Regions from separate parts of the Homo sapiens genome. Here all the other regions are linked to region 5. A link is a contact called in ENCODE Hi-C or POLR2A ChIA-PET data. All regions are on one chromosome and are shown on one strand. The core of a region is the stretch at or near the end of the contact, and the rest is flanking DNA. Distances in the headings are between cores, read along the strand shown. Region 1 holds the start of ARF3 (ARF GTPase 3). Region 2 holds the start of WNT1 (Wnt family member 1). Region 3 holds the start of CCDC184 (coiled-coil domain containing 184). Region 4 holds the start of DDN (dendrin). Region 5 holds the start of KANSL2 (KAT8 regulatory NSL complex subunit 2).

Region 1 (2,700 bases), core at 44-2,543, 280 kb before region 5:
TTTTGTATTTTCTGGTAGAGACAGGGTTTCACCATATTGGCCAGGATGGTCTCAAACTCCTGACCTTAAGTGATCTGCCCACTTCAGCCTGCCAAAGTGCTGGGATTACAAGTGTGAACACAGGGCCTGGCCCCAGCTTAGTTCTTCTTGGAAGCAAGGAAACAAACAAACAAAATCAACCAAGGCAATAAATTCATAAGAGCAACAATTTGGGCTCAAGCCTTAGGGAAGAGCCATGTGTTCATTCCCTTATACTGCTGTAAATGAGGAGAGAGGGCACTTAGAGAACCTTCTATTGGCCGGGCGCGGTGGCTCACGCCTGTAATCCCAGCTACTCAGGAGGCTGAGGCAGGAGAATCGCTTGAACCCGGGAGGCAGAGGTTGCAGTGAGCCAAGATGGTGCCATTGCACTCCAGCCTGGGCGACAGAGTGAGACTCTTGTCTCAAAAAAAAAAAAAAAAAAAGGAACCTTCTGTTCTTAGCATTACTAGTGCCCTTCTATCACAGCTATTTTTGTTTCAAGGCAGTTCTGCATGTCTAGACCAGGTGCAAAACGGAGTGTGAGGGAAGTAGGAGTGGGTAGGAAGCAAGAAATATGGGTGCAAAGTCCTTCACCTTTCCTTGGGATACTAAAATCCCTACTCATCTAGGCACACTTCCTCAAACCACACTTCTGAATATTAGGTTTCCACTCTCCGTCTTTCAAGTTCCAACTTAACTGGCTCAGAGTCCAGCTGTTTTCCTTTAGCCTCTTAAGTTCATCACTCTCCTTCCTCTTCCTTATGGGAAAGGATCTCTTGATTCAGACCCCACAGTAATCTAGTCTCAGGAATAGTGAGCAACAACAATGGTGCGGTGAGGGCTTTCAGGGGATGGCAGCTAGCCCAGATTAAGAAATAAAGATGAAGTCTGGCTGGGTAAGGCATGCCACAGCAACGACTGTTCACCCATATCCCGATGCTGGCTTTGCCCAAGGAGCCCCTGGGCCCCGCAGCCCAGCCCGTCTCCTACGCAGCCAACTTGCCGCCTCAGTCCTTAAATTCCAGGCACAACCCTGGAGCTTGGGATTGTCACCTCAGTCCTCACTGTCTCATCCCCATTCACGGCTCCCGCCTCCGCCGCCCACAGCCCCCACACCTGCCCCCGCCCTGACTCCAGCTCCAGCGCCCGGCCGCCGGTGCTGCAGCCGCTGCCATGGTGATGGGTCTCGCGAGAACTGCCGCTAGCTACCGCGCAGCTATCGCGCGATCGGGGAGGTGGGAAGTATCCCGGGCTGGGGGTGGGGGTACGCCGCACAGCTCCAGTCGCCGTCGCGGCTTCCGGTGCTAGGTGGAGGGAAGGAAGGAGGGAGCCGGGGAGTGGGCCAGGGCAGCAGCCGGGCTGAAGTCGGCTTGGGGAGCCAGAGGGAGCGGAGCGGAACCTGCGGGGCAGAGGCGGCGGCCGCAGCGGCGCAGCTGATAGCAGGAACAGGTGAGAGGCTGGGAAGGGAAGGCGGGTCCCGGTAGAGAAGAGGCTCGGTCAGGGTGAGGGCTGAGGAGATAGAGCGCCTCCCGGGCCCCGCCCGGCACTGCTTGGCGTGGGGCGGTGGGATTCTTCCCACCCGAGAGCTCAGAGAGGGTGCGTCGGGCCAGCTTCACGCCTGCCCCCGCATTTGAAGGACGCAGAGCTGGGGTGGGGGTGGGGGGCGCACACGGATTTGTCCTCCGCCTCGCTCAAGGGGGCGACCTGGGCTGCAGTTAGGTTGTCGCCTGCAGGAGGTGTGCTGTTGAGGGAGAGGAAAACCGTCCGAGGAGAGGTGATGAGGGGGCGGTGATGGCTGTTTGTATCTTTTCTGTTAAAGGGCTAGGGAATGCTGCTTTCTTCTACTCCCTCTCCCTCCCCCACCTTAGCAATAGGAGACGGGAGAGAAGCCTTGCTGTGGTTACACCCCCTCCCCCATCATAGGGCAGGGGTGCGTAGGGGGGTTGGGGGTTAGCCAACAGGGCAGGCTGCTGGGGCACCACATGGGCGCTATTGTGGTAGAGGTTGCGCTTTCGAGTCTAGGGAACCGCAGGTTGGGAAGAGGGCAGCAAGTGGGGAGAGGGTGGAGAGGAGGCAGGAGAAGGAGGAGGGGGATCTGATCTTCCTGGGAGAAGAGAGGTGGGGCCTTCCTCCCCAGGCGGAGCGGGGGCGGTCTCACAGGAGGAGGGAGCATCTTGTCACTGGCCCTCAGTTTGTGTCTTCCAATCCGCTTTCTTTCTTTAGGAAGTACCAGGATTCCCGGAACAGAAAATGGAGCCATTGCTTACGCGAATCGTTTGAGGGAAGGGGCGGGAGTTGGGGAGGTGGAGTTCCCTGTTAAAACGGGCCACTTGATTAGCAAAGTGGTAGCTGTTATTTTGGGGGAATTCCCGTCTTGATTGCATTAAGGCGGGTCTCCATCTTTCCAGGCCAGGAGGAATGTGGTGGTGGAGGTGGAGGATTGTGGTATGTGGTCAGGAGTGAGAAGAAATAGTAAGGCCGTCCCGGTGAGGGAGAAATGTAACCTAAAACCTGTCTCTGCTGTTGTTGGATTGGGTCACCCCTGGTCTATGGCATGAAAGTTTTATTGGGAGGAGATCTGCTGCAAGAGTCTGATTGCTTGGGTCAGTGCAACAGGACAGAATCTAGTCGCTGCATACCTCCTTCCCTGTCCTCAATCAGGTAGGTAGTAACAGTCTT
Region 2 (2,805 bases), core at 234-2,733, 300 kb before region 5:
TTCTCTGAACTCGCCCGCCCATGCCCTGGGGGTGACCCCGCGTTTCCCCTGCTCCCGGAAGCGTCGCCTTCCTGGGCACCCACCTCGGTTGACGATCTTGCCGAAGAGGTGGGGCCCTGGAGCAGTGGGACAGTTCCAGCGGCGATTCCGGAACTGCCACTTGCACTCGCGCACGGCACTCTGCAGCCCCCCACTCACGCTGTGCAGGATCCCCGGATTTTGGCGTATCAGACGCCGCTGTTTGCGGCTCAACAGCTGCAGACTGGGCTCGAGTACCAGTTGCAGACTCTTGGAGTCTGTAAGCAGGTTCGTGGAGGAGGCTACGTTCACAATACCCCTGGTGGGACGTATGATAGCTCAGGCTCAGGAAGGGGATCCGCACCCTAACCATAAAAACTGTGCCACCCGGTCCTCTTCCTGGGGGTATGTGGCTGGAGAGAATGGCGGGAGATTAATAATACCCGCTCTCCCAGGCTCACTAATTTGAAAGAACTGGGCGTCCAGACTTGTGTGTGCCCAGTAGTCCCAGGGCTGCTCGCCTGAGCCCTAGGTCCGGAGACTGGACAGAGGAGGTACCCGGAGACCGAGTGTCTACCTTGGATCTCCGAGCCTCTTCCGGTCAGCCTGAGCGAGATAATCATGGCCTGCAGTTCTTGCCCACCCAAGGCGTGAAATGCTTAGGAGTCCCACCCTCTTCTCCCCTCCTTTCTAGGCGAACTCCTGGCCCTTCACTTCCCGAGGTGGGGAAACCTGTGGTGAGCCACCGCCGTGAGGCTGGAGTTGGCGCTCAAAGGGGAAGGGCGGTGCTAGATGAGAGTGGGCTCCCTGCCTGGGGTATCTTAGGCCTCCGCGGGCGGATCATTCGCCCCACTTGTACAGAGCTGGAGTCTGGGGCAGTTTCATGCCAGATCGCCCTTCGGTGTCGCGGAGGGAAGTCAGAGCGGGGAGGGAGCCTGTCGGCAGACGGATCCCAGAGCGTGGGAGCTGGGTAGGGTTGGCCCCTGGCTCTGTGCCGCGGGACAAGTGGCGACCCCGCACCAGCTCACTTACCACCATCGGCCACTGCTGTTGGCAGCCAGGGCTGCGGGCAGAGCGGCCAGCGCCAGCAGCAGCGTAGCAGAAACCCAGCCAGGCAACAGCGCCCAGAGCCCCATGGCCTGCCTGGCTTTGCCCGCTCTGTGCTGCAGTTGCGGCGACTTTGGTTGTTGCCCGCGACGGTGGGACGGGACGCGGCGGTGGCGGCAGTGGCGAGAGTTCGCAGTCTGGCTTTAACAACCCTGGGGGCGGGCGGCGGACAGCATGGCTCGCGGTCCCGGCTGGTGGGCTGAGGCGGCCACGGCGGGCGGCACCGCCTCTTATAGTTGCGGCGCTGGCTGAAGTGACGGGAGGAGGCTGCCCCTCCGGGCCGCACTGTGGCACCAGGGCGCACCGGTTAGGGGCGCAGACAATGGGCAGCGAGCGGGGCTGTGGTTCCCGCCCGTCTGAGCCGAGAGCTGACGGGTTGGCCGTCGGGGCTCACCCCCGCCCCCTGCCCGGTGGCCCCCGCCTCCGGGCCTGCACTGGCCGCGGACCCCTCCCCTTGGGACACCCTCCCACGCGCGCCCGCCTCACTCAGCTGAGCGTCCGGAGCCCGTCGAGGACTAGCATCCGCCAGGGGGCGCGGCGAGAGTGTGCTGCGGGGAGAGCCCGCCAGGGGCCCAGCCCGCCTCGCCGCCCGCGGTGGGGTTGTCCCCTCGACGTCACCCCGGGCCCCTCCGACGTCCCCTCTCTCCCCCATCCTGAGTGTCGGAAGGAAAGCTGTGGTTCTGGGCAGCGACTCCGGGGAGATGCTTAACCGCCCAGGAACCCCCGATGGCTGGACAGAGAAGGAAAAAGGGGAGACGGGGGCGTGAGTGCGGCTGTGGTCAGGGAAATCCCGGGGATGAGTTGTGGGGGTGAGCTAACCAAAAGGAGCCTAGCGGTGGAGAGAAACCTAAAGCAACAGGCAGTTTGCTCATGTGCGCCAGAAGAAGCGCACAAGTGGCTGTGTGTGTGTGTGTGTGTGTGTGTGTGTGTGAAGTGGAACAACGTGAATATGGGTGGGAGTGAGAATGTGCTGTGTTCTGAGGGTGCATCCTCCTGTGTGTTGGTACGTGCAGAAACTCCTTGTTCTGACGAAGGATGTTAGGAAACTTTCCAAAGAATTTTGGAATTTAGCTCAAGTCAGAAAAGGTCATGGAGTCACCTTGTCACAGTCACCGCCTGGGGCAGTGTGTCAGGAAGGAGGTGGCAACTGTCGACAGGAGACTCAGAAGCATGATTGAGGGATGCAGAGTGTCTGGACTGTGTGTGGAGTGGGTGGATGAGCATGTGCATGGGAAGATTAAATATGTGTGTATGCGTCATTCTGTTGCCCTTTGTACCTCGTGGCATCCTATGGCGTGTCACACTGTGGTATGTGTCAACCAGTGCATGTCATTGGGGGAGAGAGCCGAGCCTACAACCAAGATGGTATTGAGGTGAACCCAGCCTGGAGTGGCTAAGTCTCTGAGGCCTAGGCTCAGAAAGGATGGGAAATGGTGCGGATGTCCACTGTATGTATGGTGATGGAGAGGACTGGGAAGACAAGGGTTGCTGGCTACATTGAACCTAGATGAGGAAACTTGTGCCTCCATGTGTTTGCTTCTCTTTGGATGTTTCTGCCAAGTTTCTGTCTTTCCCTAAAGCTCTAGTTCCCACCACACTGGGATACCCAGAGTGCCTGTGACCATCTCATCCATTGTACACTTTTCTCTTCTCTCCCAGGGACTCCTACTCAGCTTCAAG
Region 3 (2,700 bases), core at 94-2,593, 500 kb after region 5:
AGGATAGGGATGGATGGGAGTCCAGAGATGGGCGCTTCCTCTCCCGGAGCCTCACCTTTCCGCAGTTCGCTATAATTCGCTTAGTTGGGCAGAAAGAATTCTCGATGCTCCCAAAGTCCTTCACCCTACAAATCCTTCCTCGAGGGAGTCTCTCTCTGCCTGACCCACAAGAGCAGCTGTCCAAGTGAAGCATGCCGCACCGCGCCGTTCAGTCCCCCTCGCGTCATGCACTCGGAAACCCAAAGACAGCCCGGGAAGGTAGTGCCCCACGGAGTCCCCTCACAGGGAGGCCTCGCCCTCCAGTTGCAGCAGGGTAATGTCGGGCATGTCGAGGGGCTCCACAAGTGGCCCGTCCCCCCCAAGGAGACCAGCACAGGGGCTTTCGGGGCGCTCACAGTGACTGGAGGGTGTGGCGGGGCTGGGCATCTCCTTCTCTTCTTCCTCTTCCTCCTCGTCCTCGGGATCGCGACCCAGCAAGCCGCTGTCCCCGATCCCAGGCGAAGGAGTCTCCGGCTCTTGGGGGTCGCTCTGGAAGCTCCCCTTGCCGCCGACCACGCCCAAGCCGCCCTGGCGGGGCGCAGTGGTCATAATCTGGCACATGGAGACGATGGCTCGCTGGTTGGCGCACACGTCGTCCGAGAGCACCTGGATGTGCGAGGCCTGCTCGTCCAGGGCCCCCCTCATGGCCCTCACGTCCTCAAACAGGGCTTGCAGCTGGGCTTTCAGGTGCTCCATCAGTTCCTTCATGCCGCCGTTGTACTCCCCGGAGATCACGTCCCCCACTGCCGGCACGGTGGACACCTCCAGGGGCGCCGGCATGTCGCCGCCGTCCTTGGTCATGATCTCCAGCAGACCGTCCTCCATTGAGTGGCAGAAGCGGGTGGCGGAGGCTCTGGGTCGCGTCCAGCCCGGCCTCCGGGGTGGGGGAGGGGGTGGAGGGGGAGAGGTCCCGGGAGGGGCTAGCGGGAGCCGAGGGAAGCGGAGGCTCCCGAGACTGGCGGGGAGCCGACGTGAGAGACGAGTCCTGGGCAGAGGGCGCAGGCAGGATCGCGGGAGGCCGAGAAGAGGCTGCGGGACGAGGACCCGGCGAGGGTCCCAGAGCCGGCGTCTCTTGGGATCGCCCCGGGACGAAAGTGCCCTGCCCTGCCTCGCCTCCCGGATCGCGCCCGTGTCAGCGCCGCCCTCTGGGCGCCACAAGCAGAGAGCGCCTGCCGGTTCCGTGGGTCACAGACGCGCTCGCGGAGGGGTCCGCGTCCAGGCTGAGGCCAGCGGCGCGTCGGACTCGGGACTCCCCCAGGCCATTACCGGGCAGCGCCCGCGAGTGTGGCAGCAGCAGCTGGGGTGGGTCTCCCGGGGGTGTCGCGGATGCTCCTCTGTTTCCAAGGCGACGCACGGCACGTAAATGACGTGTGTCTCCATGGTAACCAGGAAGTGGCGAAGAAAAAGGGAGGATGGCTGGAAGCTGCAGTGGGGCTCTGGAGTCTGGACTAGCGGGGTGGGGGGAGGAGAGGGGACGCTACAGTGGCTTCGGCCAAGGCTGGAAAGAGCGTGTGGTCGCAATGTTTAATAGGGAAGTATGAGAGAGCCGTCTGCTGCAGAAACCTCCAAGTCCGGGAGAGATCGTCCCTCCCCTAGCCGGGGTATGAGACCCAGCGAGACTGCCCTGGAAAGATTTTTCCAGCCCGCATTCCTTTCTCAGAGGATGGCGCTAAAGTCGAGTCCTGCCTCCCTGTCCTCCAGCGATGCGCAGGAAAGCGGAGAGGGTAGAGAGGCTGTTGCTAATGATCCCAGAGTTGAGCTGGGGCACGGTGGCGCTCTGGAGCCGGACCCACCGGGCCTGACGGTGCAGAGGCAGGAGGAGGGCGCTACGGAGGTTTCTGCAGTAAATCAGCCCTCTAGCTATAGAAATCACCGGAGCGGGGGAAGGATGGGACTCCCTCCTTTATGAGACCCTACCGCTCCTACGCAGGTCTCTGGGAGTTTGTCCCAGATGGGGAGGCCAAGTGCTTAAGTTTTGAGAATGAAAGCTCCATAAGGGGAGAGATTTTTGTCTCCCCTGCACCCTCCATCACGGAATCCCCAGCTCCTAAAATAGTGCCTGGCACCTAGTATGTAGATGCTTAATATAGTTATTGAATGAATAACAAAAACCACCAAGTCCCACGCTCTCATCCAGAACTCCCCAAGCCAAACGTAGTGGGTTTTAGGAGACCTGAATTCAGTTTCGTTTCTGCCACTTATTCATTCAGCGACCTTGGCCACATCATTTTCCTCATCTGTTAGGGAATTGGACTGGATAATCTATAATACTATTTCTAATTCTGAATAACAGTCTGCATCATCTCACAGGTGAAAAGGTAAACTGTTGACCGTTGTGTGGAGGGTATGGATGGGGGGACTGTGTGTTAGAGTAATTCCCGCTCTCTCTTTCAGTGCCCAAGTTCAGACATACACTGAGTATCCCCAACCTTTGTGACAAGCCCTTTCCCTATTTAAGGGGTGGAGCAGGAAGGGTGGAGGAAGAAGAAAAATTGTCTTTAATATACGTAGATGATTGCAGATTGAGAAGGAATCAGCACCTGGGCAGAGCACAATAATTAATAATGACCCTAGGAAATTAGGGAAGCCAAGTGATCGGAAGCCAAAAATGAAGTTCATAAGAATAAATCTGGGAAAGAGAAACAAACTATATCACTTCAA
Region 4 (2,779 bases), core at 133-2,632, 320 kb before region 5:
TCAGTGTGAGGATGAAGCTGAGGGAGAGACAAGGGATGAAATTTGGGAGACTCACAAGCTTCTATTCTTACCTATTCCTCTCCAGAGAGGCAAATTATCCCTTCTTCCCGAGGAACCATGCCCCACACACTCTCCCCTCTCTCTGCACTGCTCCCCTCCACTGAAGCTGCTGCCATGGTTGCCAGGCATGGTTGCTAAGTCTCTGCATGGAAGGGTTGGCGTGGGCTGTGCTGCCACTAACATTACCATGGTGAATCAGGGGACACCTGGTATAAGCTTAGGAGGAGGGATCATGTGGATATAAGCAACAGCCCCCCAGGACAGAGGCAGCCCAAAAGGTGAGCATCTGGAGCACCACTTAAGGTGGGGACTGAGTGAACTAGGCATTGTGGTGGTGGTGAGGGGGAGTTCTACATTGAAAAAAATAAAGGCCACTTTTATCATTTCAGTTGCTAGGGGATTAGTTTTGCCAAGCAAACACATCATTTCTCCTCCATCCCCCTCTGGAAGGGTGAGAGTGCATAAGCACTTACTCTGTCCTCCATAAAGCTGGGCAGGCTGTGTGGGCACAGAACAATATAACCCCCAAATCCTGGCTTCTGGATTGGAGGTGAAAGCCTGCTGCTGTGGGAGGGCTCCCTGGCTGCCCAAGGACAAACATGTAGAATGGAACTGGTAGGGCAGCTTGGGTGGCCAAGGCAGACGCCTGTGTCCTGCTGTACCAGCAGTCCTAGGCTGCAGCACTGAGCTGACAAGGAGATACGGGTGTAGGGGTCACCCTTTTTGAGCTTAGGGAAGGCAGCTCTCCCTCAGAGTCGCACAAAAGCTTGGTAAAAGCCACCGCCTCCTCTCTCCACCGCATGGGAGCTGGTTACTCATCTCATCTCTGCACCCGAACAGCCACTGCCGCTAAAAATAGCCCCCCAGCCGTGGGCCAGCCCCTCCTGCACCCCAGCCCCATGGAAACCAGCAGAGTGGCAGGCAGAGACCTTGAGTTCCAATCTCATCACTCTATGTTGGGGAAACTGAAATCTGAGGCAGGAAGCCAGGGGCAGAACCCTGGTGGTCAGGCAACCTGACAAGCAGGAGAGTAAAGGGTTAAAACGGCAGGAAGGTTGAAGAAATAGGGGCGGGGGAGGGGGCACTGTCAGCTTGGCAAGAATCATAAGTCCCTCCCCCGCCCACTCGTGCGATCCCATCAGGCTTGGGGGACAACAGCAGTGGGAAGGGGCGTCCAATCCCGGGCCCCAGGGGGCGGCCGTGCACATGGGGGAGGTAGCAGCGCGGAGCAGTCCGCGCGGTGTCACATGCGCGCGCACACACAGAGACAGGCACACACACGTGTGCCCGGGTATATATAGTTCCCAGTCCCCGGGCCCGCGGCTCTGCAGTGGGCGCCGGCTCCCTGGGCTGGGAGGGGGCTCCTGGGGCGGGTGGGAGGGTGGGGGGCCGGGGTGGGGTGGGGCAGGATGCTGGATGGCCCACTGTTCTCCGAGGGGCCTGACAGCCCCCGGGAGCTCCAGGATGAGGAGTCTGGCAGCTGCCTCTGGGTGCAGAAGTCCAAGCTATTGGTGATAGAAGTGAAGACTATTTCCTGTCATTATAGTCGCCGCGCCCCTTCTCGACAGCCCATGGACTTCCAGGCCAGCCACTGGGCTCGCGGGTTCCAGAACCGCACGTGAGTGAAGCAGGGGTGAGGGGAAGAGAGTGGTGGGGCGGGGAGTGGGGTCCGGACCTCCCCGCAGGCACCAGCGAGCACTGCTGGTCCCCCTTCTCTTTCCCACGCCTTCCACCTCTGCCCGCTCCCGAGGGCTGGGGCCTGACTCATCCCGTTGTTTGGGGGAACAGAAGTGGGTGTGAGAAAGGGCAGGAGGTGAGATGGGGCAGACGCTGTTAAAGTGTGCATGGAGAGATGGCGAGGAGTCCCGCTTCGACTTCAGTCCTAACATATACGCACGTGCACACGCGCACACACTCACACACACCCCTTCACATGGCTGCCCCAAGTGGTCTCCAGTGCTCCCAGCTCCCCGGACCTCGGCTCCCTTCCCCCACAAACTGCTCACCTGGGTTCCTGCTCATTGTCCCAGGTGTGGGCCGCGCCCGGGATCCCCACAGCCGCCGCCCCGCCGGCCCTGGGCCTCCAGGGTGCTGCAGGAGGCGACCAACTGGCGGGCGGGGCCCCTGGCCGAGGTCCGAGCTCGGGAGCAAGAGAAAAGGAAAGCGGCGTCGCAGGAGCGGGAGGCCAAGGAGACCGAGCGAAAAAGGCGCAAGGCTGGTGGGGCCCGACGGAGCCCCCCGGGTCGACCCCGCCCGGAGCCCCGCAACGCCCCTCGGGTGGCCCAGCTGGCAGGGCTCCCTGCTCCCTTGCGGCCGGAGCGCCTGGCGCCTGTGGGGCGAGCGCCCCGTCCATCCGCGCAGCCGCAGAGCGACCCAGGGTCGGCGTGGGCGGGGCCCTGGGGAGGTCGGCGGCCCGGGCCCCCAAGCTACGAGGCTCACCTGCTGCTGAGAGGTTCTGCCGGGACCGCCCCACGACGCCGCTGGGACCGGCCGCCACCCTACGTGGCTCCACCTTCTTACGAAGGCCCCCATAGGACCTTGGGGACTAAGAGAGGCCCCGGGAACTCTCAGGTGCCCACTTCATCAGCCCCAGCTGCGACTCCAGCCAGGACAGACGGAGGGCGCACAAAGAAGAGGCTGGATCCTCGGATCTACCGGGACGTCCTCGGGGCTTGGGGTCTCCGACAGGGGCAAGGTCTCTTGGGGGGATCCCCAGGCT
Region 5 (2,700 bases), core at 195-2,694:
GGGATCGAACTCCTGAGCTCAGGTGATCTTCCCACCTCAGCTTTTCAAAGTGCTGGGATTACAGTGGTGAACCATGACGCCCAGCCTTAGTGTTTTTCTTGAGGGCTGTGGAATCTTTATGTTCACTTCCACTGGGACTCATGCTCACTTGCTCGTTAGGCATGGATAAAACATCTTTCTTAAACTGACAGTGAGGAGATAAGAGATGCTGGAAAGCAAAAAATGTCTAGAAGGGTTATGGGAAGAAAGCTAGGAATCATTTCTACAAGTGGTGGAGATGACAGAAAGATGCTTTTAAACTAAAAATCCTTAAAGGATGGTATGATTGGTATTGTGTCTGTCATTTTTATGATACCTGCATTATTTAGCATGGAATTTTAAAGACAGGGCACACAGTTATGAGAAGCAGCCCTAAACTAGAACAAATATTTCCTTATTCTCAGTCCAATGCTCTTTACTATATAAGAGGCAATAAGGGATAAAGAATGCGGGCTGGGTTCAAATTCGTCTTCCTTTCCCATTTAATAGCTATGGTCCCATTCTGTTCCTCAGTCCTCTTATCTGTAAAATGGACATAATACTAACCTGTACCTCTTAGGGTTGCTTTGAAAAATTCAATGACTTTATACATGTAATTCCCAGAATCAGTAAACACCCAAAAAATGTTTCTCAGTGTTCTCTATACCAAATGTTCAGTACATGTATTGAACTGTTCACAAAAGAAAGCTAAAGACTTTTTATGTGTAAACAGTGATCCTCCAGCCTCTGTCTGATTTATTTTTTATTTATATATTTTTTTGAGACGGAGTTTCGCTCTTGTTGCCCAGGCTGGAGTGCAATGGCGCGATATCGGCTCACCGCAATCTCCGCCTCCCAGGTTCAAGAGATTCTCCTGTCTCAGCCTCCCGAGTAGCTGGAATTACAGGCGTGCACCACCACGCCCGGCTAATTTTGTATTTTTAGTAGAGACGGCGTTTCTCCATGTTGCTCAGGCTGGACTCGAGCTCCCGACCTCAGGTGATCTGCCAGCCTCAGCCTCCCAAAGTGTTGGGATTACAGGCGTGAGCCACCGCGCCCGGCCTGTCTGTCTGATTTTATACTAGCTGTGTACAGTGGTGAGGGAACAGCAGCCTAGGACCACAGACTGAGGGTCCAAAAGTAGCCGGAAAACGAGCCACGCTGCAAGGTGGAAAAATATTAGCTGGCAACCCGCCCCGCAGCCCGCTCTCCGCCCCCTTCCCCGGCTCACTCTCCTCCGGGCGGAGTTGCTGACAGACAGTCTGTCTTAGCCACCCCAACCTCGCATTTTCTCAGCGCTCCGCCCTCCCAGACACGATAGGTAGTTGGTCTCGGCCAATGGCGACATCCTGTCATACGAGCGGTAGCCAATGAGTAGCCAGGAGTCCGGAAAGGGGCGAGGCCGATCTGAGAGCCGCTGGCGCCACTAGAGAAGGGCGAGCGGCGCGGCAGAGTGCGGCGCAGCGCAGCTCCTGAGGTAAGATGGCGGTGCTCTTTCCTCTAAGCTCTTGCGGTTGGGCTGCTATTTCGCTCTTTTTGTCAGCTCAGAGCTGCTACTCCGCCTCAAAGCAGTGTCAGAGTCAGTCTCCTTCCTGCAGGCTTCCAGGAGCCAGGATCTCCGGTGACTGGAGCCGTAGGACAAAATGGCGCTCGCATAGGCTTCCGAGGCCAGGCCCAGTCGTGCGCTCTGAGGCAGGCCGGGACAAAGGCGGCGTGCGGGGAGGCGGCGTGGCCGCCGCGTGGGGCTGGTGTTGTCGCTTCCCTTCGTGCTGCAGCTGTGCGAGTCCTGAAGATACATTCAGCGTGGTGTGGTTCGGGGTGGGGCCGGGCATGGAGGGACACGCTAAAGGGAGGCAAAGCCACAGATGCCTGTGGAGACTTGGGGAGGGCGGCGGGGACTTACGGAGCGTACCTTACGGGGACGACTTCTGCATGTCCTTTGGAAACTGTCCGCGCGATCTGTGTGGAGCAGGAATTTTCGGGAAGGGTAAGGGCTTTTTGGTCTTTCGTTTGACCCCGCAGGTTTTGGTTATGAACAGGATTCGGATTCACGTCTTGCCAACCAATCGGGGGAGGATCACTCCAGTGCCCAGGTCTCAGGAACCTCTGTCTTGTGCATTCACTCATCGTCCATGCTCTCACCCTCGTCTGGAGGGGCAGGAGTTTTGCATTAAGCATATCCTTGAAGACAAGAATGCACCCTTCAAGCAGTGTAGTTATATATCGACGAAGAATGGAAAAAGATGTCCCAATGCTGCCCCAAAGCCAGAGAAGAAAGATGGGTATATATGTATAGATATATATGTCGTTTTTCTTAAAGCGAGGGGGTATGTGATATGATGCGGGCTTCAGCATAGCTGCCGCGTTTGAGATTTTGTCCTTGTAAATTTGGGGTTATGGTTGTATCCTTGGAAAACTGAAAAAACGGTGAAGACTGGAAAGACCCTTGAGTTGGATTACTTAGTTCACCTCTTTGGTTCTTTTCCCTTATCTGTAAAATAAAGGCATATTCTAAATTAGTCTTTTTTTTTTTTTTTTTTTTTTTAAGAGAGATGGGGTCTTGCTATTTTGACCAGGCCGGTCTCAAACTCCTGGCCTCAAGGTATCCTCCCATCTCGGCCTCCCAGAGTGCTGGGATTACAGGCGTGAGCGACCGCGCCCGGCCCTAAAGTTAATTTTTTG

The links. Hi-C counts contacts between places; a loop is a spot of excess contacts on that map. ChIA-PET counts read pairs that join two places held with the same protein, here RNA polymerase II (POLR2A). Pooled maps may share reads with other maps.
Region 1: a pooled map shows a loop between it and region 5 (5-fold over the local background). The contact joins the promoter of ARF3 here to the promoter of KANSL2 in region 5. A Hi-C loop is called at or near these places in 7 of 50 pooled maps. POLR2A ChIA-PET finds 5 or more read pairs at or near these places in 2 of 52 experiments (A673 and activated naive CD4-positive, alpha-beta T cell).
Region 2: a loop to region 5 is called in a pooled map, with 3 times the contacts of the local background. The contact joins the promoter of WNT1 here to the promoter of KANSL2 in region 5. A Hi-C loop is called at or near these places in 1 of 50 pooled maps. POLR2A ChIA-PET finds 5 or more read pairs at or near these places in 2 of 52 experiments (activated CD4-positive, alpha-beta T cell and endothelial cell of umbilical vein).
Region 3: a map of naive thymus-derived CD4-positive, alpha-beta T cell shows a loop between it and region 5 (14-fold over the local background). The contact joins the promoter of CCDC184 here to the promoter of KANSL2 in region 5. A Hi-C loop is called at or near these places in 3 of 168 maps with a recorded cell type or tissue (CD8-positive, alpha-beta T cell, ascending aorta and naive thymus-derived CD4-positive, alpha-beta T cell), 3 of 37 single-sample maps with no recorded cell type and 17 of 50 pooled maps. POLR2A ChIA-PET finds 5 or more read pairs at or near these places in 4 of 52 experiments (CD4-positive, alpha-beta T cell, activated CD4-positive, alpha-beta memory T cell, activated naive CD4-positive, alpha-beta T cell and 1 more).
Region 4: a map of PC-9 shows a loop between it and region 5 (5-fold over the local background). The contact joins the promoter of DDN here to the promoter of KANSL2 in region 5. A Hi-C loop is called at or near these places in 1 of 168 maps with a recorded cell type or tissue (PC-9) and 2 of 50 pooled maps. POLR2A ChIA-PET finds 5 or more read pairs at or near these places in 3 of 52 experiments (activated CD4-positive, alpha-beta T cell, activated CD8-positive, alpha-beta memory T cell and endothelial cell of umbilical vein).

The regions. Positions count from the first base shown.
Region 1 is chr12:48,956,080-48,958,779 of GRCh38, reverse strand. It overlaps ARF3 (ARF GTPase 3), which reads left to right and starts at 1,293. Exons shown (of 5, transcript NM_001659.3): 1 at 1,293-1,470. RefSeq lists enhancers at 1,966-2,045, 2,101-2,700.
Region 2 is chr12:48,977,000-48,979,804 of GRCh38, reverse strand. It overlaps WNT1 (Wnt family member 1), which reads right to left and starts at 1,483. Exons shown (of 4, transcript NM_005430.4): 1 at 1,051-1,483; 2 at 84-337. The coding sequence starts at 1,154. RefSeq lists an enhancer at 1-545 and a silencer at 1,429-1,798.
Region 3 is chr12:48,182,287-48,184,986 of GRCh38, reverse strand. CCDC184 (coiled-coil domain containing 184) reads right to left here and starts at 1,343. Exons shown (of 1, transcript NM_001013635.4): 1 at 1-1,343. The coding sequence starts at 864. The coding sequence ends at 280.
Region 4 is chr12:48,997,978-49,000,756 of GRCh38, reverse strand. DDN (dendrin) reads left to right here and starts at 1,382. Exons shown (of 2, transcript NM_015086.2): 1 at 1,382-1,678; 2 at 2,091-2,779. The coding sequence starts at 1,470. DDN-AS1 (DDN and PRKAG1 antisense RNA 1) reads right to left here and starts at 2,410. Exons shown (of 2, transcript NR_147179.1): 1 at 2,067-2,410. RefSeq lists enhancers at 717-1,011, 2,681-2,750 and silencers at 1,157-1,451, 2,101-2,560.
Region 5 is chr12:48,680,982-48,683,681 of GRCh38, reverse strand. KANSL2 (KAT8 regulatory NSL complex subunit 2) reads left to right here and starts at 1,444. Exons shown (of 10, transcript NM_017822.4): 1 at 1,444-1,495; 2 at 2,041-2,300. The coding sequence starts at 2,050. RefSeq lists silencers at 1,097-1,146, 1,187-1,396 and an enhancer at 1,477-1,746.